4 separate regions of the Homo sapiens genome follow, and all the other regions are linked to region 4. Evidence: read pairs that join two places in POLR2A ChIA-PET (ENCODE). Cell type or tissue: Panc1. All regions are shown on one strand.

Region 1 (8,000 bases), 140 kb before region 4:
AATAAGTTTAACTAATGAAAATATTCAATGGAATGAGCCATTTTAATCTAAATGGGGCTATTTCCTGCTTTTATAATGATTACAGTTGCTTTTCATGACATTCTACTAGAAGCCATCTTACATTACTGTTGTAAATCTAGTTATTCATTAAACGGGCACAGTAATCCCTAAATTGGCTCAGGTTATTGTATAATAAACAACAATACTTTCTTCTTCAGGAGCTTGAGAAGTGATCTTGTATTTTTAAGGTGCCTAACTAACTTTTCATGGGAAACTGAGTCCATGTACTGGGAAGAAAGCTTTTTGGGGAAAATGATTAGAAAACCAAATGGGTCTCTTTATGACTGAAGTGATGAACCAGCAGGTGAGAGTAGGTATAGATGGTACAGAGGACGGAATTACTGGGTATTTTAATCAGGCCCACTTAGTATCACAATTTATTATTCTATTCTATTTTTATTATTATTTTTTGAGATGGAGTTTCGCTCTTGTCATCCAGGCTGGAGTGCAGTGGCGCTATCTCAGCTCACTGCAACCTCCGCCTCCCGGGTTCAAGAGATTCTCCTGCCTCAGCCTCCCAAGTAGCTGGGATTACAGGCATGCGCCATCACACCTGGATAATTTTTTTGCATTTTTAGTAGAGATGAGGTTTCTCCATGTTGGTCAGGCTGGTCTCGAACTCCCGATCTCAGGTGATCCGCCCGCTTTGGCCTCTCAAAGTGCTGGGATTGCAGGTGTGAGCCATCGCGCCTGGCCAGTGTCAGGATTTATTCTGTGGGAGGGGAGGAGGACAAAGAAAAATACTGAGCTATGTTTGAAGCTCCTGCCCTCTAAGAGCCTTAGAGCAGCTGACTTAAATGTGTTCCTTTGATAAACTGTAGATGGTTGTTGTAACTCTTCTGCAAACTGTTTATTTTTAAAAACAATTTGATGAGATTTTACTTATGCCCATTGTTTGAGTACAGCATTTACCAAAGAACAATTTTGGCCAGATCCCATGCAGTAGAATGCCCTTGGCCAAAATTTTCTTGTACTATAAGCAAAGAAGCAGTTTGGTTTTTCACTTAGGCAAGACTGCCTATCAGACTGAGTTATTGTGACAGAGCCGCTGACTCTCTCCCTTTCCCCATTATCAAAATCTGGCTTTTCTAAGCAGCGCATGTAAAAAGCTTGGCAAGGAGGACCCTTGTCCTCCTACATATTATTCTTTGGCTCTTCTTGGTACCAAGAATACATACAAATAATGCTGGCTGTGTACTGAATGTTGAGGTGTGCACTGTTGAGGATATTCATCCTCTAATATAACATCTAGTATTTCTCACACCTTCCGTCTGCTGAGCATTGGTCTATCTTACTTATACTACTTCTAATCCTCGTGAACTCTGCAAAACTAGTGGCTTTACATCTATGAGAAAAGAAAAGAACTTTTATCGGAAGAAGGTGAGTCCTTTTAAAGTATCAGGCCTGGAAAGACATTAAATGAGACAGCGAACACATCCTGCTACCCTCTTTGAGCTATGTATTCATTGACTTTTTTTTTTTTTTTTTTTTTTTTTTGAGGCAGAGTTTTGCTTTGTCACCAGGCTGGAGTGTAGTGGTGCAATCTTGGCTCACTGCAACCTCTGCCTCCGGGGTTCAAGTGATTCTCATGCCACAGCCTCCTGAGTAGCTGGGATTACAGGCGCCTGCCACCTTGCCTGGCTAGTTTTGGTATTTTTATTTTTATTTATTTATTTTAAGACAGGGTCTCACTCTGTCACCCAGGCTGGAGTACAGTGGCGCGATCTTGGCTCACTGCAACCTCTGCCTCCCGGGTTCCAGCGATTCTCCTGCCTCAACCTCTCCAGTAGCTGGGATTACAGGCGCCTTGGCACCACAGCCAGTTAATTTTTTGTATTTTTAGTAGAAACGGGGTTTCAGCATGTTGGCCAGGCTGGTCTCGAACTCCCAACCTCAGGTAATCCGCCTGCTTTGGCCTCCCAAAGTGCTGGGATTACGAGTGTGAGCCATTGTGCCCCGCCTATGTATTCATTTCTTAAAATTGGTTGCTGGCTAGGTGTGGTGGTACATGCCTGTCCTATAATCACAGCACTTTGGAAGGCCGGTGCTGGAGGATCTATTGAGGCCAGGAGTTTAAGACCAGCCTGGGTGAGATCACATCTCTACAAAAAAAAAAAAAAAAAAAAAAATTATCTGGATGCAGTGGCACAAGCCTACATAGTTGTAGCTGCTTGGGAGGCTGAGTTGGGAGGATAGCTTGAGCCCAGGAGTTTGAGTCTGCAGTGAGCTATGATTGCGTCACTGCACTCTAGCCTGGGCGACAGAGTGAGACCCGTTTCTAAAACAAAGAAATTGCTATTGTCACAATTAGTTATAAATTAATCTAATAATGCTGCACGCAGTACCATAATCCACACCCTATAGCTTAACGATGGATGGCCAACCACTAATCAATGCTATTTCTGTACGCCAATGAGAATTCCTGACAAAAAACTTTGTATCAGCCCCACTCCCTGTCTGTCCCCTCTTTTGCTTTTAAAAACCTGCTTGTAACAAAGGCCAAACAGAGCTCATATCCAAGGTTACTTGGGCCTGAGTCTTTCAGGCAGCTGTCTTCACTTTGGCTCAAGTAAACTCTTTAATAGTTTAAATTTTAAGCCTCTGCCTCTTTCTTTTAGGTTGACATCTGTTTCCATTTTACAGATGAGAAAACTGAGGCTCAGCTCTGCCTCACTTTACAGGTCAGGCTTAATCCCTAATCCCTGCCTGCATCATGCTGTAAAGGACTTTTGTGTCAAAACTGAGTTTCACACTCTGTAAAGTAAAATAGATATATTGTAGTGAGAGGGTGTAGAAGAGACTGTTTTCTGCTTCTGTGGATTTTTTTTCTTCCTGTTTTGCTTTGCTCCAAACTTTACTCATTTGCGCTTGATTCATGTGAAACTGAAATTTCCTTCTACAGAACAAAACTTTTTGGGGGCTACTTACCATATCTTTTCCCACACCGTGGAGCTCTGACTGGGACCTTTTCCAGTTTTTGGAGACATTGCTCCAGTTCTTTCCCTGCCTTTGGTTTCCAGGGGGCAGTAATGTCACCGCAGGTGTGGACAGTAGGGACCAGCTAAAGGTTGCTTTGGAGGAGGTGGGCAGGGCTTTTGTTTGTGAGGTCTAGAAACCAGAGGTGAGGAAGGAGGTGTCCCTGGAACTCCCCCTGGCTGCAGGGCTCACAGCACACACCATGACACCACAGGGGTGTGTGTGTGTGTGTGTGTGTGTGTGTGTGTGTGTGTGTGTGTGTGTTGAGGGGAGTGTTGTTGAGAGCCAACTATGCCAGGAGATCCTTGGTGACAGCGGACATAGGCACAGCTATGCTCTGTCAGGAATGAGTTCACCCACACCCTTTTCTTCTGCTACCTTGTTTAACTGGTGGGAGGGTGTGCTGGGTTGTGTTTGCTGGTGAGCCCAGCAACTGCACCCTTCTTTCCAGGCCTAGCACCCAGCCTTTATCAGTCTCATGGCCCTGGCACAAGTGGGCAGCCTGCTTCCAATCCAAGCAGGCAGCTTTCCGCTCATCTGCAGGTAGCCTCGTGCTGTGGCAGCACAAAGTTGTGTGAGCCAGAGCTGAACTTGTGATCCCCACGGGCATCTCCTGAGGCGCACCTCTCCTGAGAGAGAAAGCTGGTCCGTCCAGCCCATTCAGGGCTCAGCCTCCCCAGCCGTCGCAGGGCTGGCTTGCTGAAAGGTCTGGGTGTTAACACAGCACTCCTGTTCTCTCTCTCTGAAGGCCCTTTATGCTGGCATGAATTCCTTTTCTCATAGAGATCTGAAAGCTCTTTTGACTAAATGGGTCACCTTTCTGAGTATTTTCATAAGGCTGTCAGCCTTTACCATGCCAGACAAGTTTTCTGGAATTTCCTTTCCAGAAAAAAAAAAAAAAAAGGCTACTAAAGAGGTTGGAGTTATTTGGAACACAGGGTGGAATTCTGGCATTCGAACTATAGGGAAACGGGTGGGGATTTGTGGCAGGCACTATGTAAATTTGCCGCAAGCCCATAAATTCAGACTTTAAGATGAAAGATGGCAAGCAGCAGTCAGCTTTCCTTCAACAGGCAGGAACGGTGCTACCTTCCGCCTGTGCTGAGTGTGACTGAGGGAGAGGCAGGCCTCCTAGGGAGGCCGGGGCAGGAAAGGTTTCTTGGTGGCTAAAATAGGATTTCTCAGTTTCCCCCGTGTCCCAAGAAAATAAGTTCTTATCATGCTTGTACCACACTTCTTGTGCGTATCACCCTGGTTTCCCTGCACCTCCTTGAAGTGGTTTATCAGATTCCAGGGACACAAGAATGGTTTGGCATCTACAGCCTATTGTGGGAGCAGGGGCCCGGCCTGGTGCTTCTTGCCCAGGAACAAACTGATTGTTCCCTTGGTGTGGGGTAAAGCAGGCCAGAGTATGGGACCAGGCCCTGCCTCCCAGGGGACCTGAGGTGCAAGGTCTTTGAGCTGAGACCCTAAAAGGCCTTTGTGAGTCTGTAGTGCTATCAGTTGAGCAGAGTTCAGGGTTCTGTTTACAAGATTCCCTCTCAGCAGAGGCAGGGAGGGGTACCTGCTGGAAGACCAGGAATGTGCTGCTGCTGGGATGGGGGCCCTCGGTGGAGCTTCTAGCCATCTGGAGGCAGAACCCAGAATGTGTTCTGAGTGAGGCGCCTTGGCAGAGTTGGCTTGAAAGCACCTAGGCAGTGGCTTGTCACATTCCTTATCTCCACCAAAGGAGGCAAGCTAGCACCTGGGGGATGGCTCTCCCATCAGGGAGTCCTTTACAGGATGTGATCCAGGTGTCACATTACACTTCCTGCAGGTGTGCACCTCTTACCTAATTGTCTCTCCTATCCCTTTTTCTCAGCACTATTGTCTGACATCCATGGGGAGTCACACCCAAAGTTGGGCATGAGGTCCTCTCCTGGGCACCCAACACCTTGTTTTTTTGTTTTTGTTTTTTTTGGAGATAGAGTCTTGCTCTGTCACCCAGGCTAGAGTGCAGTGGTGCCATCACAGCTCGCTGCAGCCTCGACCTCCTTGGCTCAAGCGATCCTCCCACCTCAGCCTCCCACGTAGTCAGAATTACAGGCACACACACCAACACTGCTGGCTAATTTTGTATTTTTTGTAGATTCGGTTTGCTATGTTGCCCAGGCTGGTCTTGAACTCCTGGGCTCAAGCGATCTGCCTGCCTCAGCCTCCCAAAGTGTGGGGATTACAGGCATGAGCCACCTCACTTGGCCACACTGCCCTCTTACTGAGCCGTATTGGTGTTCTAAATGGCCTTCTTACTCTCCCACGGGTCATCAGTGCTCCAGGGGCAGGCGCTGTGTCTCTTGTTTACCTCTGTGGCTCTGACCTTGGCACTTAATAGGAATTTAATAAATAACTTGTTAAATAAACAGTCTCTAGTATAATAGCTTGAGTATTAAGACTGGTACATTGACTTATTTGCAATTCAGAAAATGCAAAACAGTGGTTCTTTGCTGCCTTTAGTGAAGTGGGAATTATATGTAGTAGACAACTGGGTCTGGGGTCCCAGTGGAACACTTCGTTTTTGGACTGTGATGCTGAACTTAAAGAACTCAGCAGTTCATGTTCATTCTCTGGACATCTGTGATTTGCTTCAACAACTGTTAGAGAACAAGGCCTTTTCCAGGTGAAGCTCAGAAAATGAATTTAATAGGAAATTACTGAAAGTCACAATCATAGTAACAGTTTCATTAGTTACAGTGAATATAGAGAGAGCCCATACAAAGTACCAGGCATTGTGATAAACGCTTCTTACTAATAGCTATACAAAACATCATTGCAATTCTGAGAAGTAGTTATTGTTGTAATTCCCGTTATGCAGATGAGAAAACTGAGGCACACCCAGATTGGCCAGTGAGTGTGTGGTTATTACTCAGATTCTTGTCTGAGATTTTAATCTTCATATTTTACTGCTTTCCCAAGGAAAGCCATCAGCTCAGCAAGTCTTTGAAATTTGCTTCTTTTTTTTTTTTTGAGACAGAGTCTTGCTGTGTCTCCCAGGCTGGAGTACAGTGGCGCAATCTTGGCTCACTGCAACCTCCGCCTCCTGGGTTCAAGCGATTCTCTTGCCTCAGCCTCCCGAGTAGCTGGGAATATAGTTGCATGCCACCACACCTGGCTATTTTGTATTTTTAGTAGAGACGGGGTTTCACCATGTTGGCCAGCCTGGTCCTGAACTCCTGATCTCGAGATCCACCTGCCTCGGCCTCCTAAAGTGCTGGGATCAGGCTTGAGCCACCGAACTCGGCCTTTTTTTTTTTTTTTTTTGAAATGATGTCTCCTTTTGTTGCCCAAACTGCAGTCTTGGCTCACTGCAACTTCTGCCTCCTGGGTTCAAGTGATTCTCCTGCCTCAGCCTCCCGAGTAGCTGGGACTACAGGCACGTGCCACCATGCCCAGCTAATTTTTGTATTTTTATAGAGACAGGCTAAGCTTGTCTTGAACTCCTGACCTCAAGTGATCCACCTACCTGGCCCTCCCAAAGTGCTGGGATTACAGGAGTGAGCCCCTGTGCCCAGCCTGAAATTCAATTCTAATAAATTTTTATTGGAGCATTAAAAAGTTACATCTGTAGTTGTTACTCTTTGCAAAAAATTGCAAGAACACAGAAAAATATAAAGAAAAAAATCACCTGTGAAGAATTTTAATGAATCTTTTTCTACTTTTAGGGGATTTTGCTTACAGCTGCCTTTTAATCAGAATAGGGAAGAAAGAGATTCCTTTCTCAGGAAAAAAGTGACTGTGGACTGGAAATGCTTTGTGAAATAATTTTGGTCATACTGATGGTTATAACAAGATTCGTCTTCAATTGAGTTATTGCTGAGCTTTGTCCAACATTAAAATGAAAGGTCTCATTTGAGTCTCATTGTGGTTTGCAAGTCTCCCTTGGTCTAGAAATATGTTTGGTCAACCACGGCATGGAGGTGTTCCAGCCACTTTCTGTCTCTTAAAAGTTTTTAGGACCTACTTTTATTGGGACTGCCAGGGTCTCTTAATAATAGTTATTATACTTGGTAACTATTGTGACCTTGTCTCATAGGCAGCCCAGCATAGAAACTCATTTAGCTTTTAGTTGCTCAGCTCCATTAGCTGTTTAAACATGTTTCAGATGTGAGCCTGACAATGTACTTGGGCAGCTTGGTTCACCCTTGACTGCCTGGGAACTTTGAGAAGTCTGAAAATTATATGTAGCCCTAAGGTCTTCATGGTATTGTTTTTTTGGAGGCACCATTTCCCAATAGCCCTGAGGACACCAGGCCCATGAAGCCATCCTGTCTCAGCCAGGAGGCAGAGGAGATGGAATGGAAACCACTTCTGGATACAGATCCAGCCACTTCCGGAGTGCTTCAGAGCATGGGTCAGATAGACCTTGCTGCTTTCTAGCTGGCAGACTTGGGGAAGGTTGTTTGACCTCTCTGAGTTTGTGTCCCAGACTATAGCAGTACCCCCTTACTGGCGTTATCGAAGATAAAATGATATAATCCTGATAAATCACTTGACCCAGTCCTTGGAGGTGGTGGTGGGGGCTGGGGTAAGTGCCCCATGAATGGTGGTCATCATGCTCCCCACCAACCTCCTTTCTCTCTTCTCCTTTCCCGTCTTTCACACCCCTAATTCCTGGACCTGGGGGTGGTCTCTCCAGACTAGATGAAGAAGCAATCTAATTATCTAGGAAGGTGAAAGGTGGTTGGGAATACTCCCAGAAATAGGCCAAAGATACCGCCTCCTACCTAACAGACTCTTTTTAGAAGAAGAGGCAACCTGGGTTTTTGGATAACTGTTGAGTAGGAACCATCATGAGTGGCATTTCTGCATTTCTGGTCTTCTGGCCAAGCCTCCTTTTTTTTTTTTTTTTTTTTTTTTTTTAACCTTGAGACAGTCTTGCTTTGTTGCCAGGCTGGATTGCAATGGTGCAGTCTTGGCTCACTGCAACC
Region 2 (8,000 bases), 100 kb before region 4:
AAAAAAGTTTTGGTCTTGCTCATACTTGTGTTTTAAAAAAGTATTTGGCTATGACTAACTCAGTTATGTATTTATTTATTTATTTTTGAGACGGAGTCTCGCTTTGTTGCCCAGGCTGGAGTGCAGTGGCATGACCTCGGCTCACTGCAGTCGCCGCCTCCTGGGTTCAAGCCTCAGCCTCTCGAGTAGCTAGAATTACAGGCGTGCTCCACCATACCCAGCTAATTTTTGTATTTTTAGTAGAGATGGGGTTTTACCATATTGGTCAGGATAGTCTTGATCTCCTGACCTCCTGATCTGCCTGCCTCGGCCTCCCAAAGTGCTGGGATTACAGGCGTGAGCCACCACGCCCTGTGACTAACTCAGTTATTTAACAATTGACTGTAATTTCTCAGCAATCAGTGTATACTTGGAAATTCTTGGGATGTGAGAAAACTAACCTATAACTCATTTTCTTTTTTCTTTGAGGTGAGGTCTCTCTTTGTTACCCAGGCTGGCGTGCAGTGGCATGAACAGGGCTCACTGCAGCCTTGACCTCCTGGGCTCAATCCTCCCACCTCAGTCTCCTGAGTAGCTGGGACTACTGGCACGTGCCACCATGCCTGGTTAATTTTTGTATTTTCTGTAGAAATGGGGTCTCACTGTGTTGCCCAGGCTGATCCTGAACTCCTGAGCTCAAGCAATCCACCCACTTTGGCCTCCCAACATACCGGGATTACAGGCATGAATGAGCCACCATGCCTGGCCTGCAACTTCTATAAATAGCAAAGTTAGTAATTAGTGAAGATGATGGTTTGCAAGCACTGAATTATACTTCTATTAATTTCATTTCCTTTCAATTTTCTAATGTTTTGTGCCCAATCTGTCCTGTCTGCCTCTACCTAGCTTTAGAAGTGTTTTGTTGGTTCCTGAGATGGAGCTGTGCCTGAAGGGTATGAGGTTACCCTCTGGGTTCAGCGGGGAGATTTGGGAAGAGTTTTGATTTGTAGGCCAGTAAAGGGGCCTGACATTAGATGATGGCTGCTGGGCTAGGGAACAACTTAGAGGCAGCTAACAGGATTCAGGGAGAGTGGATTTGGTGGGAGAGAGTAGTCTAGGATGAATCCAATTGGGTTTTTATGAGTAGTTTGGTAGTTGGTTGACTGGGTGGGTGGTCCCTTGGTAATTATTTGTTGATTAGTGGTTGTTGGGTTAGGTTGGTTACACTTACATTATAGTCGATGGAATCTCAGATTTGGATCTAATACCACATGTAAGTCGAGTGGATTTTTTTTTGAGACAGAGTTTTGCTCTTGTTGCTCAGGCTGGAGTGCAGTGGAACAGTCTCAGCTCACCACAACCTCCGCCTCCCAGGTTCAAGCGATTCTCCTACCTCAGCCTCCCGAGTAGCTGGGATTACAGGCATGCGCCACCACGCCGGGCTAATTTTGTATTTTTAAGAGTTGGGGGTTTCACCATATTGGTCAGGCTGGTCTCGAACTCCCGACCTCAGGTGATCCGCCTGCCTTGGCCTCCTAAAGTGCTGGCATTACAGGGGTGAGCCACTGTGCCTGGCCAGTTGAGTGGATTTTTTTAGCACTCAAGCTTCGTGGCTCATTGCTATTATTGTGCATGTGAGCGTTTTATCTTTCAGTAGCATTAGGGATGCTACTTGGATGTGTTTTAGTTATTACAGAAATAGTTTTTACTAACTTTTACTAAGTTATCTTTCCTCTCCTGTGTAGGAAGTTTAGAGTGAAGCGGCAGTTGGCTGGAGGTTCTGAAGGTTTCCCCCTTTCACATAATTTGATGTTCCAGTTGCCCACATCAGGACGACTCCCTCTCTTTCTACTGATGTAAGCAGTGGGCCAAATTATGGGGCTCCATCCCTGCATCTTCCTACTTGTCTAAATCTTCGTCACAGACAACATATTGCTCTAAAGGAAACCTAGAAAGGAGGAGAAGCTGGTTTTCGCCCAAATTCCTCAAAATCATCGCCTGTTGTTTAAGAATTACAGTTTGCACTGGAACAATAAGATGTTCCTTAATGTGGTTTTTAAGTGAGTTGGTTGTCGCCTGAATTTCATAAACACTGGCTAAGGATTGTGCAAAAGGGTGTGCTTCCCTTTAGCATCCTTAATTAGGGACAGCGTTTTGAAAACTGCTTTTTATTGTCCTTTATCTGCAAAACTTCTTGAATCCAAATAGCGAGATTCTCATTTCTTAATCACTGCCACAGAAAGTTGTAGATTAGAGAAAGCTCCAATTCCTTATTTCCTGTCTTCCTTTCTTTCTGTGTGTTTATTGCCTGTGTCTCATCCTCACTCCTGCCAGTTTTATAGAATGTAACCTCCCAGCCTCTGGGAATGTTTGGGAGACTTGTTCATAGAGGATCTGAAGAGCAGTTTAAAGTGGACTTACCCAAACTATCTTCTGGAGAACATTAGTCTCTTTGGAGATAAAATTTTTAAACATCCGCTAGTCCAATAGTGTTGGCAAATTCCCTGTGACACTGTAGCCCTCTCTTTGAGATTGTCAATGTACGTTGGCATGTTAAAGGCTCTGAGAAGTCCTGCAGCAGTTAAAAAATTGTTTAGTCTAGTGTGCCCCCAGTTGTTTGGCCACTGAAACCCCCTTTTCTGGAAAAACCAGCTAACATCTGGTAGTCTTTTCTAAGAGGTGGTACTGAAGATGATACTCATGTTACACATTTAAAAATTCTAACATGTGTTTTTCATGTGTTTATAAAATGCAACTAATGTATCAAACCTGTGATTTCCAGGACATAATTACTTAAGCTAAGGAAAAAAGAAAACATGAGTGAAGGAAAAACTTTAGTAAATAGGCCAGGTGGTAAGAGGAGAGAGCCTTGTCTGTGAGTGTGGTCTAGGGGGATGCTGGACCTAGCTTTTCAGAGCTAGGTTCAGGCAGAGCTGCTCTGAGATGTAGACACTGCAGCTGGGGTTCTTGTTGAGCCGGGAAGCAGCTTCTGACTAAGGTGCAGACTGTTTAGATGAGCTGGTCATAAAGAGCCCTGACTGTGGACTGCGTCTCCAGCCACGGCAGCAGCTGGTGGATGGGGTGATGCCTTGGATATTTATCGTGTGTTTCTTGCCTGGCCTGCCCTTGGACAGTGCGCCTCAGGAATGTTAGAATGTGTTCCCCCTTTAGCAGCAAAGCCGATCTGCTGTGTACTTGTTCTGTTTATCTTACTGCCACGACCGTTTATCACGGGCCAGAGTTCAGGGGCACACTGATAAATCTCTTTTAGGAGGATGATGTAACCCTCAGCATTTTCCCCCTACTTGGTTCTGAGTTTTTAAAGCTTTTGTAACACCATCATGTCCTTGTTTGGGCATCTTCCTGTGTACTCCCGTTTGGGTCTCCAGGGTGAAATAGCCAACAGTGGATTCTGGAGTCATGGCCTGGGTTCAAATTCCTGCTCTGCTGCTTATCAACTCTGACTTTGGGTTTAATTGACCTATTCATTATTTTTCTTAATCTGGAAAATGGAGCCAACAGCAGTTCCTCATAAAGCAGCTGTAAGGATTCAGGGGGGTAACTGCACAGGGCCAAGCCCTCAGGTTTCACCTCTCACTGGGAGGTCGGACCTCTGCATAATGGACAAGCTCTCCTAGGGTGCAAGTGAACGGGGGCGCAAGGGAGTTAGGAAGGTGGGTGTTTTTTGTTTTTGTTTTTTGGTGGCTTGAAAAACATGCCCAAGGCTGGGTGTGGTGGCTCATGCCTGTAATTCCAGCACTTTGGAAGGCAGAGGCGGGAGCATTGTTTGAGCCCGGGAGTTTGAGATCAGCCTGGGCAACATGGTGAGACCCTGTCTCTCTTTTTTTTTTTTTTTTTTTGAGATGGAGTCTCGCTCTGTTGCCCAGACTGGAGTGCAGTGGCGCAATCTCAGCTCACTGCAACCTTCACCCCCAGGTTCAAGTGATTCTCCTGCCTCAGCCTCCCAAGTAGCTGGGATTACAGGCGTGTGCCATTGTGCCCAGCTAATTTTTGTGCTTTTAGTAGAGATGGGGTTTTGTCATGTTGGCCAGGCTGGTCTCGAACTCCTGATCACAGGTGACCCATCCACCTTGGCCTCCCAAAGTGCTAGGATTATAGGCGTGAGCTACTGTGCCTGGCTGACCCAAAAAATTAGCTGGGCGTGGTGGCACACACCCCTGTAGTCCCAGCTACTTGTGAGGCTGGGGCAGGAGGATTGCTTGAGGCCAGCCTGGGCAACAGAGCAAGACCTTGTCTCAAAAAAAAAAAAAAAAAAAAAAAAAAAAAAGAAAGAAAGAAAAGAAAAGAAAAGAAAAGAAAAACATGCCCAAAGGCAACCAAATGACTCCATCTTTTGCAATGTAATCTTCAACATCGACTCCTCTGGCAAGCTGTTTGGAAATGGCAAAGTCCATCTCCTGAGGCTGGGAGATTGCTTGTCCAGGACGGGTGTGTCTGGTGAGGAATGGAAGGCATTTGGATGGCCACTGAGAAAGCTGAGCCAAGGAGCATCAGAAAGACAATCAGGCAAACCCACAGAGTCTCCAGGTATTCCTTTGCTGATAGGTAACATTGCACTAGCGATTTAAACAAACAGGTGAAAGGCCATTGCCCTACCACCCCACCTCACCTCTATTCCTTGCTGCTCTTTCCAGAAGCAACTGCATGGTCTGGGAACAGTTTTTTGTCTTGTCAAGAGACAGTCTGTACATAGATGAATTCAATTATATTACTTCTGTAGTACCCTGTACTCAAATTTGAACCTGTCATACACATTGCTTTTATCATTTCATAATACCTGTTGATTTTCCCACGTTAGTACCTATAGATCCTGACAAGCAATTTTGTTAAGATGAAGAGTTCTTCATATGTATTGTACTATGTTTCTTTTTTTGATGATGTATGTCAAGATTTATTATAAAAGTAACAGATGGGTAGGGCATGGTGGCTCATTCCTGTGATCCCAGCACTTTGGGAGACCGAGATGGGAGGATTGCTTGAGCCCGGGAGTTTAAGACAAGCCTGGGAAACCTGGCGAAATCCTGTCTCTACAAAAATTACGAAAATTAGCCAGGCATGGTGGTGACTGTCCCAGCTACTTGGGACCCAAATGTCCCAGATACTCAGGAAGCTGAGTCGGGAGCCTGATCCTCAGAGGTCGAGGTTGCAGTGAGCCGTGATTGCACCACTGCACTCCAGCCTAGGTGACAGAGTGAGACCCTGTCTCCCCCTGGCCTCCAAAAAAAAAAAAAAAAGTAACATATGTAGTTTAAATTTTAAAAATTAAATTTTTGGGGGGGCTGGGTGTGGTGGCTCATGCCTGTAATCCCAGCACTTTGGGAGGCCAAGGTGGGCAGATCACCTGAGATCAGGAGTTCAAGACCAGCCTGGCCAACATGGTGAAACCCTGTCTCTAGAAAAACACAAAAATTAGCTGGGCATGATGGGGGGCGCCTGTAATCCCAGCTACTTGGGAGGCTGAGGTGGGAGAATCGCTTGAACCTGGGAGGCGGAGGTTGCAGTAAGCCGAAATCATGCCACTGCACTCCAGCCTGGGTGACAGAGCGAGACTCCATTAAAAAATAAAAATAAAAAATCAAGCAATGCAGAATAAATAACAACAATAAAATGAAAGCCCATCTTCCACCATCAGCTTCTTAGTTTTCTTCCTAGAAGGAGCCAGTGAGGACAGTTTGGTGTTTATGCTTCCAGATCTTTCTGTTCAGATGCAGTCATGACTTCTGAAAAACAGGATTGTACAATTCATACTTTTCTACAAATTATCCCCTTCCCTTAATACATCATAGAAGCCTATTCATATTGGAACAAACAAACATTTCTTATTCTTTTCACAGCACCCTGTTTTCCTCTTGCTTGAATGTAAAGTTTATTTAACCACTTACTGTCAGGGAGGCATTTGTTTTCAGTTCTCCCTCCCTCCCCCCACCAGTTGTCTTGTAATGAACTGCTTTAATGGCTAAAGATCACTTTAATATCAAAACCTCCCCCACCTCCCATTAGAAAAAGAAATCATGTTAGGGAACTTCAAATTGAATTTACGGACCTTGTGTTTAATTTTCTATCAGCAGTGGCCCCAGCCTGGCCCCTGCAGACTGCCCCGGAATCTGTGGGAGGAGTTGGGGTGGCCTGCAGACTAGAGCACACTGCCAGTTCATTCAGCAGCTCACCGAGCAAGAAACATCTTGATTCTATCAGCCTTAATGCTGTGTCCCATTAGGGACCCAGCTCTTGTGGTCATTAGCAGATGGAATGCTCATCTGTGCTAGAAGGCGGAATTCTAGGGCATTCGGCTCTGAGCAGTCTTGAACCAGAATTGAATGGCTTGAATCCTTTTCACAATGCCAACGGGGAGGCACCCTTAGCTCCCAAACTTGTGTGTGTTATAATACTATGGTAGTAATAACAGTGGTTGTAGTAGCCCCCGTGAATTTGATGGGACAGTCGTCAGGCAGTGCTGCTTGCTTGCTTTACTCCATCGTATCACCGCAGCCTGATGAGGCGAGGGAGTTACGACTCTCATTTTGCAGGTGAGGACACTGAGCACAGGGAATCGACCCACTCATGGTCACACAGCTTGCCAAGTCGCTGTGCTTGGGAGGTGAACCAGGCTTCTCTGACGCCCCAGCAGGACGTCTGAACTTCTAGCTGCCCCATCACTAACTGACTTAATGCCCCTGACTCCTGGGTGACTTGGCCACCAGTTACTTCAGCCAGCGACCTGCCCTTTCTTTGAGTGGGTTCCACCCATCCCTGCACCATGCCTTTTACTTTGGATGTTGGTGGCATGGAATTCCACCCGTAAGAAGGAGGTCGGTCCCTGGGCTGAGAGAGTTTGCAGAGAGCTCTGTTGGGATTGGGTGGGACGTGTGTTTGGAGGCCTCCTCACATAATTGTGGGCTGAAAGGTCCAGATTTGGGGATATAAAGTTGAGCCGTCAGCTGAGCTAAAGACAGGGCACAGGGAGGAGCCATCCAGAAAGTGTCAGTGTAGGTAAAGCAGGCAGAGTTCCCCCTATCTGTCCTCTGAGGGCCTCCTTTCTTGTGGTTTCCTCCCTTTTCTGTGGTGATGGTCAGAGCCAGCGGTTATAAATTATTTGGAATTTTCCTCAGCTTGGTTCCTACTCAAGACTTTAAATTAGGAGTTTTGTTCCCTTTTATGACTTCACAATCTTTGGGCAGGCTGCCATCTCTACAGCAGGCTAATATGAGTTGTAACTTGAGGTGAGTTACAGGGGAAAAATGGAAGCTGATTTCTCCCCTTTTAAACCAAGGAAGCCACCTTGATCTGACTTTGTAACAAAGCTCAACTTTTGTAAGTTTGCAATTAAAGGATAAATACCTATCCTATTTATTATTATTATTAACTTTTTATTATAAAAGGGGAAAAAACTCCCAGGAAACATAGCCTAATATGAGGGACAAAAAGCCAAAAGGTTTTTTTTTTCTTCCTTTAAAAGGTCCTCAATGTCTTGCCCTGTGGAGACACCAGTTTTCATTATAATAACGCCATTATCTCTTTGTAGAGTCATTTCAAGCCAATTTAACTTTCTCATTTAAAAGTATAATTGGTATTCAGCACAGAGCTGGGAGCTCAGTAGGCAGTTAGAAAATATGTGTATATTTTTTGAGACGAAGTTTCACTCTTGTCACCTAGGCTGGAGTGCAGTGGTGCGATCTTGGCTTACTGCAACCTCCACCTCCCGGGTTCAAGCAATTCTCCTGCCTCAGCCTCCCAAATAGCTGGAACTACAGGCACTCACCACCACGCCCAACTAATTTTCGTATTTTTAGTAGAGATGGGGTTTCACCATGGCTGGTCTCAAACTCCTGAGTTTCGCCAGGCTGGTTTCAAACTCCTGATTTCAGGTGATCTACCTGCCTTGGCCTCCTAAAGTGCTGGCATTATAGGCATGAGCCACAGCACCTGGCTGGCAGTTAGGAAATATTTATTGAATATGAGAAAAGAAAAATAGAGCAAATTGAATCTTCAAGTAGTATGTG
Region 3 (8,000 bases), 110 kb before region 4:
GGCTTCTGCTGCCCAGAAGATGAGAAATGAGTTTGTAGGGATGAGCCTGGGTGAAGGGATGTGCCCCCTCACCATCCTGACCTCTATTAGGTGTAAAAGACCCTGATTGCCAAATTCATAGGTCATGGGTTGGCTCTGCCTCCAGCATTAACACTTGGGGGTGGAGTTGGGGAATCATAGTATTACTTGCATAAATGGAATCCTAAAAGTTTGTTGGGACAGTTTCATAAAAATCCTCACCATGATCAGTTTGAAAATGACGTTCCCTTCACATGTTTGTCTTCTGAACTGAGTTGCAATGCTGAGTATGAGTTTGAGAGTCCCAAGACCATCTAAAGCAAGCCTGTCCAACCCACAGACTGCAGGCTGTAGGCAGCCCAGGACAGCTCTGAATGCGCCCCAACACAAATTCGTAAACTTTCTTAAAACATTATGAGATCCTTTCGCATTTGTTTTTTAAAGCTCATCAGCTATCATTAGTGTTAGTGTATCTTATGTGGCCAAGACAATTCTTCTTCTTCCAGTGTGGCCCAGGGAAGCCAAGAGATTGGACACCCCCGATTTAAAGGAAGTAACTCAATTTTGTGAACCTGAAACTTGATCTTGGATGAACCAAATGAAATTTTATGATTCTCTTAAGCTCACGAAAGTTCAATAACTGTGCTGTGTAAAATAGAGGTAAAAGACTTGAGTTGGACCAGGAATGGTTGCTCATGCCTGTAATCCCAGCACTCTGGGAGGCTGAGGCGGGTGCATCACTTGAAGTCAGGAGTTCAAGACCAGCCCGGCCAACATGGTGAAACCCTGTTTCTACTAAAAATATAAAAATTAGCCGGGCGTGGTAGTGTACGCCTGTAGTCTTAGCTTCTTGGGAGGCTGAGGCAGGATAATCCCTTGAACCCAGGAGGTGGAGGTTGCAGTGAGCAAGATCATACCACTGCACTACAGCCTGGGCTACAGAGCGAGACTCCGTCTCCAAAAAAAAAAAAAAAAAAAAAAAAAGACTTGAGTTGGTTCTAATAGAATACCTTGGAGAACCTCAAGATGCCTTCTGGTCCAGCCAGGTTTACAGATTGGAAGATATTCTGTTAATCAGAATCTCAGAGAGGGACAGGCCCTGATCAAGGTAACACAGTGAGTTGTGGTAGCTGGGCTGGGCTAGAACCTGGGCCTCCTTGGTTCCAGGTCACAGGGACCAAGGGATTTGGCTTGTCTTAGTCCTACTTGTAACTACAATACTGCCTTCTGCTAGGAAGAATAAGAGCTTGCAGGCTAGAGGAATTTATAGGAATTTTCTTTCTTTAAAAAAATCCCCCCAAAACCAGCTTTACTGAGATATAACTCACACACCATAAAATTCACCCTTTTAAAGTATGCAATTTTTAGTATATTCACAGAATTATGCAACTATCATCACTATAATTTTAGAATTGTTTTTTTTTTTTTGGAGACGGAGTCTTACTCTTGCCCAGGCTGGAGTGCAGTGGTGCAGTCTTGGCTCACTGCAACCTCCATCTCCCAGGTTCAAGCGATTCTCCTTCCTCAGCCTTCCGAGTAGCTGGGATTATAGGTGCATGCCACCACACCCAACTAATTTTTGTATTTTTAGTAGACATGGGGTTTCACCATTTTGGTCAGGCTGGTCTCAAACTCCGCCTGCCTTGGCCTCCCAAAGTGTTGGGATTACAGGTGTGAGCCACTGTGCCTGGCCAATTTTAGAATATTTTTATTGCCTCAGAAGAACCCCTGTATCCATTAGCAGTCACTCTCCCTTTCCCTTCCCCAACCAGGCCCAATAAACCACTAATCTACTCTGTCTCTATGGATCTGTCCATTCAGAACATTTCATATGGTAAAATCATACACGTGTTCTGGTGTTACTGACTTCTTTCACTTAGCAGAATGTTTTCAAGGTTCAGCCATGTTATGTCTGTACTTTATTCTTTTTTACGGCCAAGTGTTGGAATGTGTAGGATTTGAATTTTCAAATAAAGCTTTAAAGTTTTCAGATTTATTTTTACTTTGCCTGGTGTGTTTTTTCCTGGAAAGCCAACTTCTACATTTGGAGATTAAAAGACAAACTTTCTCAAACTCCCTGTACCTAAGTGGTTGCTGCTTTTCTTAAATGTTTTGACACCAAAGAGAAAAATTGGTTTCTGGAAGAAAGTGTGTTTTCTTTTATTGCCAAGAAAATTAGTGCATGTTAATTAATATAGATGCTCAGGACCCAGAGTTGTAATGAACTTTTTTCTTATATTTATTTTCTAGATGTTTGACTTATTTTAACAGTTTTCATTTTAGCAATAATGTTTCCTTCCCACTCCCAAATTTATTGGAAACCCTCAATCAACCCTATTTATTTATTTATTTTAGAGATGGGATCTCACTATGTTGTCCAGGCTGGTCTGGAAACCCTCACTCTTATAGATAGTATGAAAGAAGATTATAGCCAACTCTTATATAACCTTCCCCAGAGCCTCCAATTGTTAATGTTTTGCCATATTTGCTTGCTCTATCACTTGCTCTAAAGATGCATATCACACACTTTTTTTTTTTTTAATTTATTTTTGAGACAGAGTCTGGCTCTGTCGCCCAGGCTGTAGTGCAGTGGCATGATCTTGGCTTACTGCATCCTCTGCCTCCTGGGTTCAAGCGATTCTCCTGCCTTAGTCTCCTGAGTAGCTGGGATTACAGGCACGGGCCACCATGCCCAGCTAATTTTTGTATTTTTAGTAGAGATGGGGTTGGCCAAGCTGGTCGTGAACTATTGACCTCAAGTGATCCTCCTGCCTCAGCCTCCCAAAGTGCTAGGATTACAGGAGTGAGCCACCATGCCTGGCCACATGCGTGTTTTTTATTGAATCATTTGAAAGTACTCAGCTCGTATCATGACCCTTCACCCCCACATACTCCAACAAGCATCTCTAAGAAAAAGGACATTCTCCTAACCACAGTGTCTCTGCATTCCCAGGACATTCTTCTAACCACAGCGTCACTGCATACCCAAGAGGTTAGCACCGATACAGTAATAACATCTTGTGTAAAACTTCCCAAAATGCTCCCAAGTGTCCTTTATGACAGTTTAAAAAAAAATGGCATTTTTTGGGATCCAGGAACCAATTAACGATTACTCAATTGAATTTGGTTTCAAAGTCACATACCTCAACTTTTCCTTTAATCAAGAACAGCCCCCCTGCCTTTTACACATTTTTTTGTCTTTCGTGACCGTGTCATTTTTGAAGAAATCAGGCCCGTTGTCTTGTAGAACTGGTGTTTCTCAAGTGTGCTTGGGAGGGTCTTGGTAAAATGCACATTCTGATTCTGGAGAACAGGGTGGAGCCTGGGAATCTGCATTTCCAGCCAGCATCCCGGTGATGCCAGTGCAGCTGGTCTTCGGCTGTAGAATGTTCCACATTCTAGGTCTGTCTGTTTCCTTGTGATTAAATTCAAGTTGAATATTTTTGGCTAGGGCACTTCCTGAGGTCATAGGTACTTCCCACTGCCTCACAGCACAGGCTCACAATCTCAGTTTGTCCTGTTACTTCGTGGTGCTAAGTGTGGTCACCTGCTTCAAGTGGTGTCCGCCTGCTCTCTGTTGAAACAATACCTTTCTCCTAGTATAATGATTAGGTAACCTGTGATTGTAATTGGTAAGTAATCTTTGAGACTACATGAATATCCTGTTCCCCAGCAGTTTTCACTCATTGGTGAACTGTTTTGGGAAAAATAATAGCATCTTACAGTTATAATACCCTGCTGGTAACACATGGCTCTTACATAATCAGCAGTTAATTGTTTGTATGTGTGTTAATTTTTATTTTTAAAATGTAACTAGTGACTGGTAACTCTCATTTGTATTTTAAACATTGGCTTTTACAGCTTCTCAGTACATTTCACTCTGTGTATGTTTTTGGTAGAGCATTTGTTGTCCTGTATAATGGTTTAGGAAATCCTATAGGCCAAATGAAGGGCTGGAGACTCACCTGTGTTCCCACCACTGTGTTTCACTGTGTATTGCCAGAGAAAATACAGTTAAATTTGAATTTCAGATAGACAATGAATAACTTTTTAGTATAAGTATGTTCCAAGTGTGGCAGACAGCTCTCACAAGTTACAAGTCGTTGCGTAGGACATACCTATGCTAAACGATTTGATGTTTATCTAAATTAATATGTAACTGATATCTTGTATTTTTATTTGTACGATCTTCCAAGCCCACGTCCCACCGCCTTCTCGGGGATGGCCACCATTTGTGTTTGCTGCCTGGTGGTGTTTGCAGCTGCGAGAAGGGCCTTGGAGGAGGAGCAAAGTGTAGTGGTATCTCCGTGCTGTGGCCTTGGGCACTGGGGTGGGGGTTAGATGAGTAATTAGCTGAATATGACCTCACCCATGAAGAATGTGCCCTTGCTAGGTATTAGCAGAGGTTTAGGCTCCAGGGAGCCATTGTCAGAAGCTTGTCAGTGATGTCATCAGCTGGAAGGGCCAGCTTTCAGGCCTCAGGAAAAAGCTTGAAAGTCAGGGCTCCAGTTTTGGTAATAAATGGGAATGGAGTTTCACAGGTAGGGTGTGGAGGAATTTATTGTGACAGGAAGCCTGATGGAGCCTCTTGCCTGTGTGCAGCCCCCAGCCAGGTTTCTGAGTTCTGATGAACTACCAGAAACTTCCACCACGGCCTGTGATTACACTGTTGGCCCAATGCCCTGGAAAAATTGGCTTGCTCTCGGGGAACACTCCAGGAGCTGCAAAGGGGGTGTCAGGACTGTTGTGCAGCTCCCCTTAAATTGGGGAGGAGGGGTGGCTGATGTGGAAACTGTTCATTAGACTGCTCAGGGTAGTGTGAGAAAACGTGTAATCTGTGGGCATCTACCCCTAGCTGCCCCTCTGATCTCACCCACTACTGTGGGAGGACCCCGTGGATGGGGGCAGAGGAGGGTCTTCTGGATTTAGACACTCACAAAACTTCCTTTTACCTTGTTCATTGGAAGAAATAGAAAATGCCTTTTTTTTTTTTTTTTTCTTTTTTTTTGAGACAGAGTCTCGCTCTGTTGACAGGCTGGAGTGCAGTGGCATGATCTTGGCTCACCGCAACCTCTGCCTCCCGGGTTCTAACAATTCTCCTGCCTCAGCCTCTGGAGTAGCTGGGACTACAGCCACGTGCCACCACACCCAGCTAATTTTTGTATTTTTAGTACAGACGGGGTTTCACCATGTTGGCCAGGACGGTCTTGAGCTCTTGACCTCGTTATCCACCCGCCTCGGCCTCCCAAAGTGCTGGGATTACAGGCGTGAGCCACCATGCCTGGTCTCTTTTTCATTTTTAAAGGGTAATTTGCTGTGCAGGAGTGGGCTCTCAGACCAGAAGTGGGGACCTGAATGAAATCAAGGACTGAGTATGGTAACTACAGCCATTTAATTTTATTTGAAGTCTCCCGTAAAATGTTCTGGAAAAAACAGGGGTTCCAGGGCTGGGTGGGCAGTTTCAATCATGGACTGGATTTTGTGGTTCAGATTTCTCTGGGCCTGTTGGAGGTTCCCCTTAAGCAATTACCCAAGGCAGTTCTGCCCAGCTGAAGTACTGATTACCTGCACACTATACCAGTGAGGACTCATGGGTGAGCAGATGGGAGGCACTGAGCTTGATTCTGAAACCCTGGCCTCCATCCCACCTGACATTCAATGTCAGATTAGAATTTGGAAGACCCTAAGTCTCCAGATTGGTGCACTGGGTAGCTCCTGAAATGGGGTGGCTGAGACAGGTCCTCTGTGCCCCCTTCCACAGCTTCCTCTGGGGCCCTTCTGCTCACTGGCATGTGCTTCTGGGCAAATAGGCCTCTCCCAGCATTTGTTTTGGCTCTGTGAAATGGGGTAATATTTGTTCCTATTGCGGGTGAAGCGCTGCTGTTGGGATGCTCAGGTAACTCACTCCGTGGGTAGCTGATATTGCCTGGGCAAGTGGCATTTTAGAGGAAATCTGTGCCATCAAAAGAGTTGGACCTGATCACACTTTTGCTTTTGAATATGCTTTGTCCCAGCCTGGCCATTCGTCACTTGGGACCCCCTGAGTCTCTCTGACCCCACTGTAAAATGGATATGCCATGGAGTTGTCCCAGGAATCAAGGGCAGGTCCTCTCCAGTGAGTGATGGGCTTGCCTCTCACTTCTCTAACACCCTTCTGCTTCCTTGTGTAAGATTTCACTATTAGTGGCTATTCTCTTTTACAGAAGAAAAAGGGAGACGCATGCCTCTTCCAGTTCACTGTTCACCATTGCAGCATATTTATTCCAAGGGACTGGCCGAATCATCCCTTTCTTTGTTAGAATGTGGTTTTGTTGCCTTGAGACAAGTGGCCCGCATGTCTGCACTGAAGGAGGCTTTGCGCAATAGCCTTGGGCACCTCCGGTTCTGCAAGCATGTACAGTACTTGCTCTCCTTTCCCTTTCTTTGTATACTTTTTCTGGTCTGCTACGTGTCCATCTGCATGTGGATAAAGGGTCGTCGTCTTGAGTAGTGATTTTGCTGTGATGTGATTCCTGTGAGGTCTAGTTGCACACAGTGATTCCGAAGGTAGACCCAGCTGGAAAGCTTTTAAATTGCTGATACTCCAGCCCCACTCCCCAAGAGATGCTGATTTTGTTTTGTTTTGGGGAGGGCAGTTTTTTTGGGTTTTTTTTTTAAGCTTTTTGATGTGTAGCCAGGGTTGAGACTGAAGTGATTTTTGTGAGTAACGGAGAAGTGTTAAGGCTTGAGAAGTTGGAAGAGCCATGCTTGAGATAGGACCAAGGTCATATCCCCGGCATTAGCACAGAGCAACCCTGACCTGTTGGAGAGTTGGGCTGGATGGATGCGGTCAGGGGAGAGACTCGCTTTATTTTATTTATTTAGAGATACAGTTTCACTCTTGTCACCCAGGCTGGAGTGTAATGGCACGATCTCGGCTCACTGCAACCTCTGCCTCCTGGGTTCAAGTGATTCTCGTGCCTCAGCCTCCTGAGTGGCTGGGACTCCAGGCACGCGCCGCCACACCCTGCTAGTTTTTGTGTTTTTACTAGAGACAGGGTTTCACCATTGTTGGCCAGGCTGGTCTTGAACTCCTGACCTCAGGTGATCCGCCCACCTCGGCCTACCAAAGTGCTGGGATTATGGGTGTGAGCCACTGTGCCCAGCCTCGACTCGCTTTATTATATCCACACTTGGAATACAATTCGGATTGATTGTAGTGGGGCATTTTATAATTAGGAAAAATTAATCAGGAAAAATCACTCCATGTAGATTAGTACCACCATATGAGGGGACAAGAATTTCTTCAGATTAGGAACTTCTTCCAACAGGACTGACAGGGTCCAAAACTACTCTTGGATCCAGCTTTAAGATGGACCCAGCCCACTGTTGAGTCCCCTCTGAGGTCTTCTCTCTGTGGATGGATTTGATTGTTAACAATGGCTGAGTCATGTGGCACCCAGCCCGGTGAGTAAGACAGCTGAGTAAGAGGGGAAACAGGGCCTTTGGTCAGAAAAACCAGACTGACTTCAGTCTTATCTGTTTAGAGAAGCCCCAGAAGCTGCAAAAATTGCAGCTTCCAGACTTTAGTGTGCCGTGGTCATGACATCGGTGTGGATGGCAGGTTGTCATCTGAGCAGTCAGGGTGGCAGCACACAGCTTGCGGGCTGGCTGATGGCCGAGGTGTGTGAACTGACCTGCCCCAAGTGACTTCAGTGCTGGGCACAGCATAGGAGCAGTACTAATGATATGGACAGTATGCTCAGAGGACGTTAGGGAGCACAGCTTTGTGTAAAGGGCATGCCCTGCCCTGTCCGGATTTAAAGCAGCTATAGCACTGAAACCCCATGGTCACCCTCGCATTTCTACACTTCTGCCTGTGCCAAGTCTAGTTTGTGTGCCTCCTCCATTTTGTGTGTACATGGGGGTATTTTTTTCTGCTAGGCAACTGCTATTTATGCCTCTCAGTACTGTACTTAGTGTGTACCATTCCTGCAAGGTAT
Region 4 (8,000 bases):
TAGCTGGGTCATAAATGTTTCAGTAAGTGCACAGCAGGCTGTTTCTTAAGCTTTTGTAACCAGCTGCTGCCGCAGGAGAAGTGTGTTCATCAGCATCGCCCCCTGTTCTTCCCGGGTCATTTGATGCCGAGTGATATGTAAATTATTGATCAGAGATTTTGCGGAGGCCCACGCAAGCAACATCTGGTGCTGGTTAGCAAAGAGAGGCATGTATCGTTTTGTCTTGCTTTTGAGACTTTTTAGGAAATTGGAGTAGGCTGGCACTTGGGGTGGGGGTGGGATGGGAGTGATCTGGTGATCAAAGACCCTCTAATTCTGTGTTCTGTCCTCCCTCCTCAGTCTATATCCCCTAGGGCAGCACAGTCCAATAGTAGGTTCTGCAGTGATCAAAATGCTTCAAGTCTATGCTATGCAGCATGATAGCCACTAACCATATGTGACTATTGAACATCTGAAATGTGGCCAGAGGAACCAAGGAGCTGGATGTTTAGTTTTATTTAAGTGCATTAAGTTGAAATATATGTATATATGGCCTCGTGGCTGGTGACTACCAAATTAGCCAGTGCAGCTTTAGGACCTTGCCATGAAGATGTGGTTCTTGGGCCAGTTCTTGGACCTCAGCATCACCTGAGAACTTCAGTCCCAGACCCACTGGAAAAGAATCTGTATTTTAATAAGATCCCCAGATGGTTTGCTTACACATTAAGTGTGAGCCATGCTGCTTCAGAGTTATTGCCTGAGGAGTGGCTGTCCGACCAAGTCTAAATCAAAATTACTGACTTGTAAAATGCTGCTGTTCAGGATTGGCTAGTCTTAAAATATCTCAAATGTTGTTGCTCAGCTTTGTTCTTAACCATCTGAACTTCTAATCCCCTCCTCCCAGAAGAGGAGATAGTTTCCAAGACAAAGTATGGGGAGTGAAACTGATCCAGGGAAGAGCAAAAGCTATGTCTTTCTATGGCTTCTTGTGGGGATACAACCTCTAAATGCATATTAATATTTAATAATAAGCTGACGTTTTCGAGCCTCTCTGTGTATGGGCTAGGCCCTGTGATAAATGTTTTGCATGCACAGCTTCATTTGATCTTTATAGTAGCCCTCGAGATAGATCGTTATTATGCCCATTTTACAGATGAGGAAACTGAGACTCGAAGAGGTTTGGCACCCTAGATATATAGCTAGGAAATGGTAGGAAATCCAGATCCAGCTGATTCTTAACTGCTATGGAGTACTGCCTTCTTTGCACACGTAGCCCTTTATAATATGTTCCTCCAGGTCTGCCCTTGAGATAACAAACAGCATAACATAAAACTGTGTTCGTGTTCGTGAGTGCATGACTTTGTTAGCTGCAGTATCCTCTTAAAAGAGGACACTTTTTTGACCTGGAACATACTGGGTTTTCTGGCCTGCATGGGCATTATTTTGGATGCTGAGATGATAGTCCTTTTGACCAGGATGTCTCAAGTATCCAAGCCCAGAAATCATCTCTTCTAGGCTGAATCAAGATGGTTTGCATAAGAGACCATGCAGATGCACGTCTCTGCTATCTTACATTAAAAATGCAGAATGGCTCACCTGCCCTTTGTTGTCATATGTTATATAGAAAAACCTATTTGCATGAGAACTGTCACCCACAGTTTTGGGTAGGGTCAGTGTGTGCCACTGAGCAGGAACGCCGAGGGCCATAACCTGTCTGATGTATTAAATTCTCAGGAATCGGGATTAAAAGTTAACCAGCCAGCATCCTTTGCTATAAGGTTGAATGGCGCAAAAGGCAAGATTGATGCAAAGGTGCACAGCCCCTCTGGAGCCGTGGAGGAGTGCCACGTGTCTGAGCTGGAGCCAGGTGAGCAGGAGGCCTGCTGGGGGGTCCCAGCACCAGCACTTTCCAGCAGAATGTTCCTGTAAATGTGTGTCCCAAGGGAGGGCTGATCAGTTTCATTACTGCCAGTGAGCCTCTGAATTCCCTTTGCTGTTGCCAGATATTGTTTATAAATTAGGGTTTAAACATGTGCCAGGGATAGGGAGACCCTTTATGCTAGGAGAGAATGCTCATTCTTTCTTTCTTTTTTAAACAAATGCTGGGCTGGGTACAGTGCCTTAACCTGAGAGGTCAAGGCTGCAGTGAGCTATGATGCAGTGAGCTATGATTGTGCCACTGAACTCCAGCCTGGGTGACAGAGTGAGACCCTGTCTCCAGAAAAAAAACAAAAAAACAAAAAAACACATACACACAACACAAAAACAAATGCTTCTTTGTTTTCTGTTAGTTTTTCAGATTCCTTTTGCATGACATTCATCATAATTTTTCTTTCATATTGTAACAACATCTTACAGATTTTTATTCATTGACCTTATGGCACGAGTAAGCATATTTTGATCTCACTTTACTCTAAAGGAAAAGTAGGTTAATGTTCTGTAAATTTAAAAAAGAAAATCTGGGTCTCTAGGCCCTAATGTCCTAAGATTTTTCTTGCTTGGTGCCTTGGTATATGGAATTCTCTGATTTAATCAACTTTAAAGAGACAGTGTTACCGGTGAACATAATAAATTTATTAAGTGTCAGAAACTTGAAGGAAGGTATAAGGCTCAAAGAGTTGCTCAAAGTTTAGTGAAGGCCTGGCCAAAAAGCAGATGATGACCCCAAATGATCACTAGTACCACAGGAGAACTGTGAAGCAAATGGTAAAGATGGTCAGAGCAGGAGAGAGAAATAGTTTCTGCCTCGGTGAGTTCAGGAGGGCTTCTCAGAGGAGGTGACATTTGATGTGGGCCTTGATGTATGAGGAGGAGACCTATGATTACTGCCTTATAGGGCATTTGTTGTGTGCCTGGCTGTATTTGTATAGTGTAGTTGGAAATCTAGGCTCTGACCAGGCATGGTGGCTCACACCTGTAATCTCAGCACTTTGGGAGGATCAGTTGAGCCCAGGAGTTTGGGACCAACCTGGGTAACATAGTGAGACCCCTTCTCTACAAAAAAAAGTAAAAAAAAAATTAGCCAGGCATGGTGGCACACACCTGTAGTCTACTTGTGGGGGATGAGGTGGGAGGATTGCTTATGTCCAGGAGGTCGAGACTGCTGTGAGCTGTGATCATGCCATTGCACTCCAGCCTGGGTAACACAGCAAGACCCTGTCTCAAAAAGAAAGAAAAAGGAATGTAGGCTCTGTGTGAACATTTAGATCTATGTTTCCTAGTAGGCAGAAAGGCAGTGGGGAGCCTCAGGAGGAACAAGTGTAAAGGATGGGGTCAGATCCTGGTTTTAGTCTGAAAGGCCAAGTGGCAAGCTGGTGCTCCCAGAGTGGTCCATTTGAGGAAGCAGTGGCACTGGAAATGGAGAGGAGGGACTTGAGGCCAGAGATCTATGGTGGCTATAGAGAGTGAGAGAGAGAATCCATTCCAAAATGTTCCACGTAGCTTAGTGATTGGGTCGGAAGATGACAGTGCAGTTATCAGAACTAGGGCCAGCCAGGCAGAGGGTGGGTGAGGATTGGTCAGGGCCTTAAAGGGTTTAATATTTTACTTTGAGGGGTTTTGAAGGATCCCCAATACCCAAATGGAGATGTTTACTAGATCACTGTGAGGTTTGGTGGCCTCAGCCCCAACAGTCCCTCACTGGGTACCCTCCCTCTTCTCTTAAAGCCAATGTGCTTCAGGGGAAGCTAACTCCACCCCAGACAGGATTTGAACCCCTACAGATGTATGAGATCATTAGCATGACACAGTTACTATTGATTGCAAATTACAGAATACCCAGCTCAAGCCAACTCACACAATAAAGGGGCCCAGTAAGTTGCATAACTAGAAAGTTCAAGACATCCAAGACAGGTTTCAGCAATTTGATTTGGTCATTGAGCTGCGCCCTGCAAGGCGTCAAATATTTCTGCTGTTCTGCTTTGTGGGCCTGGTTCTGGCCTTCCTCTTGGTGGCAGGATGGCCTTCCTCTTGGTGGCAGGATGGCTGCAGCAGCACCAGATGTCCCACCTTCACGCCACATCAATTAAGAGAGACACCCTCTCAGGATTCTTAGAAGTCGAGAGCCTCCTTTCCCAGAAGTCTCCAGCACGTCTGCCTTCCCCTCTCACTGACCTGGACACATGCCCACTGCTGAGTCATTTCCTGTGGCTAAAGAAATGCCATGTGCTCATTGACTAAGGCTTAGTGAAGAAGGATTTTTCCCTGATCCACTCAGGGACCACACCTGGACATGGCGGTGGAGCCAGCTTCCCCTACAACACATTGGCTTTAAGGGAGGCGGATGGGGACTGTTGGAGGATGTTCAGTGCCAAAGGACGTAGGGTGCACAGCTTCATGGAGGTGCACCTCTGTGGAGACGTCCAGAGGCAGGGAGAAGAGCTTTGGGGAACACAAATTCTGAGAGGGATGAAGAGTACTAGGCACCAGGGAGAGACCGAGAGACTACCTGGAGAGGTAGGAGGAGAACAGGCTCTGCACCCTGGGCAGGAGGGCTTCAAGGAGGAAGCGGCAGTCAGGTGGTGCACAATGGGTAGATGTTCTAGGTGCCCACTTCAGTTAACAGATTACCTTGCTACATGCTGTGACCCAAACGCACAGCCACAAACCTGCCCTGTGGGGGCAGTTCCTAGCTTTGAGCTTAATTAAGGAGCATTAATGCCAGTTGGAACCGTTTTTTTTCCCCTTCAAGTGGCCAAATAGAGAAACATAGAAGAAGTGAGGTTTTCTTTTTTCCCTTCATATATATTCCTTTTTATTTCTTGTTATGCCTTCCCAAAACAGAGACATTGAACAGTAGTTAGAATGGCCATCTCCCAATGTTTAAAAACAAACTGAACTCCCCAATGGGTGAACAAAGTAAAGAGTAGTAACCTGGAGTTCAGCTGAGTAAGCCGCTGCGGAGCCTTAAGTGGTGAGGTCTTCCAATTTCAGAGTGCTGTGTCTTCAACTTGTATCATCATTTTAGTGGAAAAACATAATTTAATTTTGGTGAAATGAGATTCATCTCGTGACAGGATTAGTAACAGCATTCACAGAATTTCACACTGAAGAAGTGAGGTTTTCTAAAGAAAGGAAGTGTTCTTCTGAGGCAGGGGTCAGAGTCTTGTCCTGTGTTTATAGGATTTGCAATGTGGATGCGTTTCCCTTGGGGCTGATGAGGGATACCCAGGGGGTCTGTCTGGTTCTGAAATCCAGGATGCTGAGTGCCAGGCTCCCTGTAGAACTGTTGATTTTAAATGGGCCATCTCAGCTTGGCCTCCATCCTTTATCCTCACTGAACTCAGGGGTGTCCATTTGCTTGATTTCACCCTGTGCCTTTGCTCATTCTCCTAGATAAGTATGCTGTTCGCTTCATCCCTCATGAGAATGGTGTCCACACCATCGATGTCAAGTTCAATGGGAGCCACGTGGTTGGAAGCCCCTTCAAAGTGCGCGTTGGGGAGCCTGGACAAGCGGGGAACCCTGCCCTGGTGTCCGCCTATGGCACGGGACTCGAAGGGGGCACCACAGGTAACCCACTCTTCTGCTTCTTGAAGCCTTAACTGAACCAGCTCCAGGGACCAAGCCAGATGGAAATCCTCAAGCCCCATGAAAGCTTTTTACACGTACTCCCCGTGGAAACTGGGGTCATGCACACTTCGGAGGCGCTTGCTGTCCAAAGCTGTTTTGGGAGTTGCGGTTTGACCCACGATAAATCCAGAGTGAGAGCTCGATGGCCGTGTTATCACACCTCATTACTGTTAGTTGTGATTCAGATTCCTTCCTCTGCCAAGTTTCTTGACTTTCAGAACAGGATGCTGATAGTCAGGGAACACAGCACAGTGTCATTAATTTTGAGGGTTTCTTTGCCTGCACAGAATTCATGATGCGTCCAAGTGGGCTCCTACCCGTCTGTTCTTTCATGGTACCAGGCTCCCAGAAATGCACTGAAGCAGCAATAAGACCTGTCCCAGCCTATCTCCTCCTCTTTTTACTCTCAGATCTTAATGGAGGAGGAGAAAAGACTGAAATGTTCAAAGAATTCTGAAGCTTTTTAGACCCGTTACAATTTACTTTTATTCTTTGCCACAGATGGGACATGTTTGATTATGAAAGATACAGGCAGTGAAGAAGTAAATAAAGTGAGACTCACTCCATCTTCTCTCCTCCTCCCCCACCTGGGTCTGGAAGCAAACGGCTCTGGGAAGGGAGGACCTTCACCCTGTCTGTCATCTCATTGTCTGTCTTCATTCTTGGTTGCTGGGTTGGTTAGCTAATTGGTTCATTAGACAAGCAGACACAGAGTTTTGCTTTTGTCTTACAGAAAGAATCTTACTGTATCCACTGTGTGGTATAGCTTGTGTTTTTGCTTTGACATCTTAAAGATCTTTCCATGTCAGAACAGATCTTCCCCTCCTTTTCCTGGCTGTAGTGAGAATTCCTGCTGTGAATCGCAGTTATTTGAACAGGTGGCATCGGGTGGTGCGCAGTGAGTGCGTCACTGTTATGGAGGCTGCCAGGGTGGAGAGTCAGTCCTTAGTCTTTGCAGGGGAAGTGCGCAGTGTGGACTCACTGGGGCATGTTTGCATTTGGTGTTACTTTGGACCCTCTTGGGAAAGCAGTATGTCCTGGTTTCTTGAGTCTCTTGTGTGTGTACCCCCACCCCGCATAAGGAGAGTGGGATGGAGCAGACTTGCCTCCCAGGGGTGAGGGGTGAGTGGCTGCATGGTTGCCTGGCATCCAGCCCTAGGAGCAAGTGACCTGTGTGGCCAAGGGGCCCTCTCCGGGTGCAGGAGTGACTGGTGGGCTGGCAGGCTGCCCGGGACTCTGGCCAAAGCAGTGGCCTCAGCAAAGCCACCCACAGGGGTGGTGTGAGTGCTGCCAGACTCCCCAGGCAAATCCAGCCCGGCTCCACGCTGAACTCTGGGCCTGCGGCTTGCCTTTTGTGAAAGGCATGGTATCATTTTACCGTAAGTGATGTCCATTTTACAGATGTGGAAAGTGAGATGCAGAGGTTGAGTCACTCCCCAAACAACACTCCCCCAAAAAGCAGTCAGCTGGGAGGAGGCAGAACCAGGAATCAGTCTACATCCGTGACCTCAGAGCCTATGCGCTGAACCCCCGAGCTTGGCCCCCTCTCTAAGTGGCTGGCTCACCCAGAGGCAGTGACTGCATCCCCAGCCCACTTTGGGGATGTCCTAAACCAGGACCCCTGTCCTCCCAGCCACTCAGGAGTACTTTCCAGGCAGCAGTGCTGGCACTTGGGCCCTGACAAGGTACTCACCTTTGAGGGCCCAGGTGGGGTCCTCTCGGCACTTGGAGCGCGTGGCAGGCTTCAGGCCAGGCCTCACAGCAGCTGCTGGGGTCTCCCACACTGGCCAGGAAGCATCTCACCCTCCTGCTGGCTCATGCCGCTGTGCCTGGGCCCTCTCCCATTTCCTTTTGGCTGTTCGCACACCTTTTTGGGAGCTTGGGTTTCAGGCTGTGCTCTGCAAGTGCTGGACGCTGCTGAGAGAAGGAGTTGCTCTTGCAGGGAAGCTCCTAGCCAGGAGGGGAGAGGTACAGAACCGCCTGCTTCAAACCCTGTGTAAATATTGCTCTTGTCACAGGGAAGGCGCCTTGTTTTTCCAGCCCTCCTGCTCCCAAGCCTTTCCCTAAATATCCATTCTGAGATTACACAGCTGCAGTGTGCATGGAATGAAAAGGTATCTGTGCTTGGCCGCCAGAGCGCCCAGTATCCTGACCTTCTGAACAAAGCAAACCTCCCTCTGTTTTTAATGGGTGAGTTTGCTGTATCTCTTGGCTCAAGCTTTAAATGGTCCATTCTGTAGATTTTGGAGTAGGGGAATGTGGAGAATTTGGGGCGGGACCCTGCTGGAGGCGGCTTGAGAGGCTGGGAGATAGACCAGGGAGCTCCAGATTCTTTGGAGCCGCTGAGCAATTTTCCTAATGAAATGGTCCAGGAACCCCAGTGTGCTCGGGGTATACCAGAAGGGCCTCCTTCCTTAACTGCCTTGAAGAACAAGCAGTGCTGCGTTTAA

Evidence for each region. ChIA-PET counts read pairs that join two places held together with the same protein. Peaks named below come from ENCODE experiments on the same cell type or tissue, not always from the same donor. Only the 100,000 strongest peaks of a DNase experiment are listed, where the experiment ranks them.
Region 1: POLR2A ChIA-PET joins it to region 4 with 12 read pairs; 8 of 35 experiments call an interaction of 5 or more read pairs at or near these places.
Region 2: POLR2A ChIA-PET joins it to region 4 with 20 read pairs; 6 of 35 experiments call an interaction of 5 or more read pairs at or near these places.
Region 3: POLR2A ChIA-PET joins it to region 4 with 15 read pairs; 9 of 35 experiments call an interaction of 5 or more read pairs at or near these places.

The regions. Positions count from the first base shown.
Region 1 is chr3:58,016,797-58,024,796 of GRCh38, forward strand. The region is part of intron 1 of FLNB (filamin B); the gene reads left to right. Among named protein-coding and RNA genes, the nearest start is that of FLNB, 12 kb to the left of the region's middle. RefSeq lists enhancers at 2,977-3,959, 3,960-4,940, 4,941-5,922. In Panc1, no CTCF peak of the experiment used is centred here; no DNase peak of the experiment used is centred here; H3K27ac peaks cover 5,267 bases.
Region 2 is chr3:58,056,533-58,064,532 of GRCh38, forward strand. The region is part of intron 1 of FLNB (filamin B); the gene reads left to right. Among named protein-coding and RNA genes, the nearest start is that of FLNB, 52 kb to the left of the region's middle. In Panc1, no CTCF peak of the experiment used is centred here; no DNase peak of the experiment used is centred here; H3K4me3 peaks cover 643 bases; H3K27ac peaks cover 8,000 bases.
Region 3 is chr3:58,045,023-58,053,022 of GRCh38, forward strand. The region is part of intron 1 of FLNB (filamin B); the gene reads left to right. Among named protein-coding and RNA genes, the nearest start is that of FLNB, 41 kb to the left of the region's middle. RefSeq lists enhancers at 3,668-4,867, 7,320-7,614. In Panc1, no CTCF peak of the experiment used is centred here; DNase peaks (open chromatin) are centred at 3,515, 4,399 and 7,489; H3K4me3 peaks cover 2,618 bases; H3K27ac peaks cover 7,651 bases.
Region 4 is chr3:58,157,841-58,165,840 of GRCh38, forward strand. FLNB (filamin B) reads left to right here. Exons shown (of 46, transcript NM_001457.4): 42 at 1,714-1,846; 43 at 5,314-5,490. It overlaps FLNB-AS1 (FLNB antisense RNA 1), which reads right to left. Exons shown (of 2, transcript NR_135534.1): 2 at 4,707-8,000. Among named protein-coding and RNA genes, the nearest start is that of FLNB-AS1, 8.8 kb to the right of the region's middle. RefSeq lists enhancers at 3,714-4,913, 3,922-4,216, 6,223-7,036 and silencers at 3,789-3,986, 7,742-8,000. In Panc1, no CTCF peak of the experiment used is centred here; DNase peaks (open chromatin) are centred at 4,081, 6,171, 6,471 and 6,701; H3K4me3 peaks cover 631 bases; H3K27ac peaks cover 4,467 bases.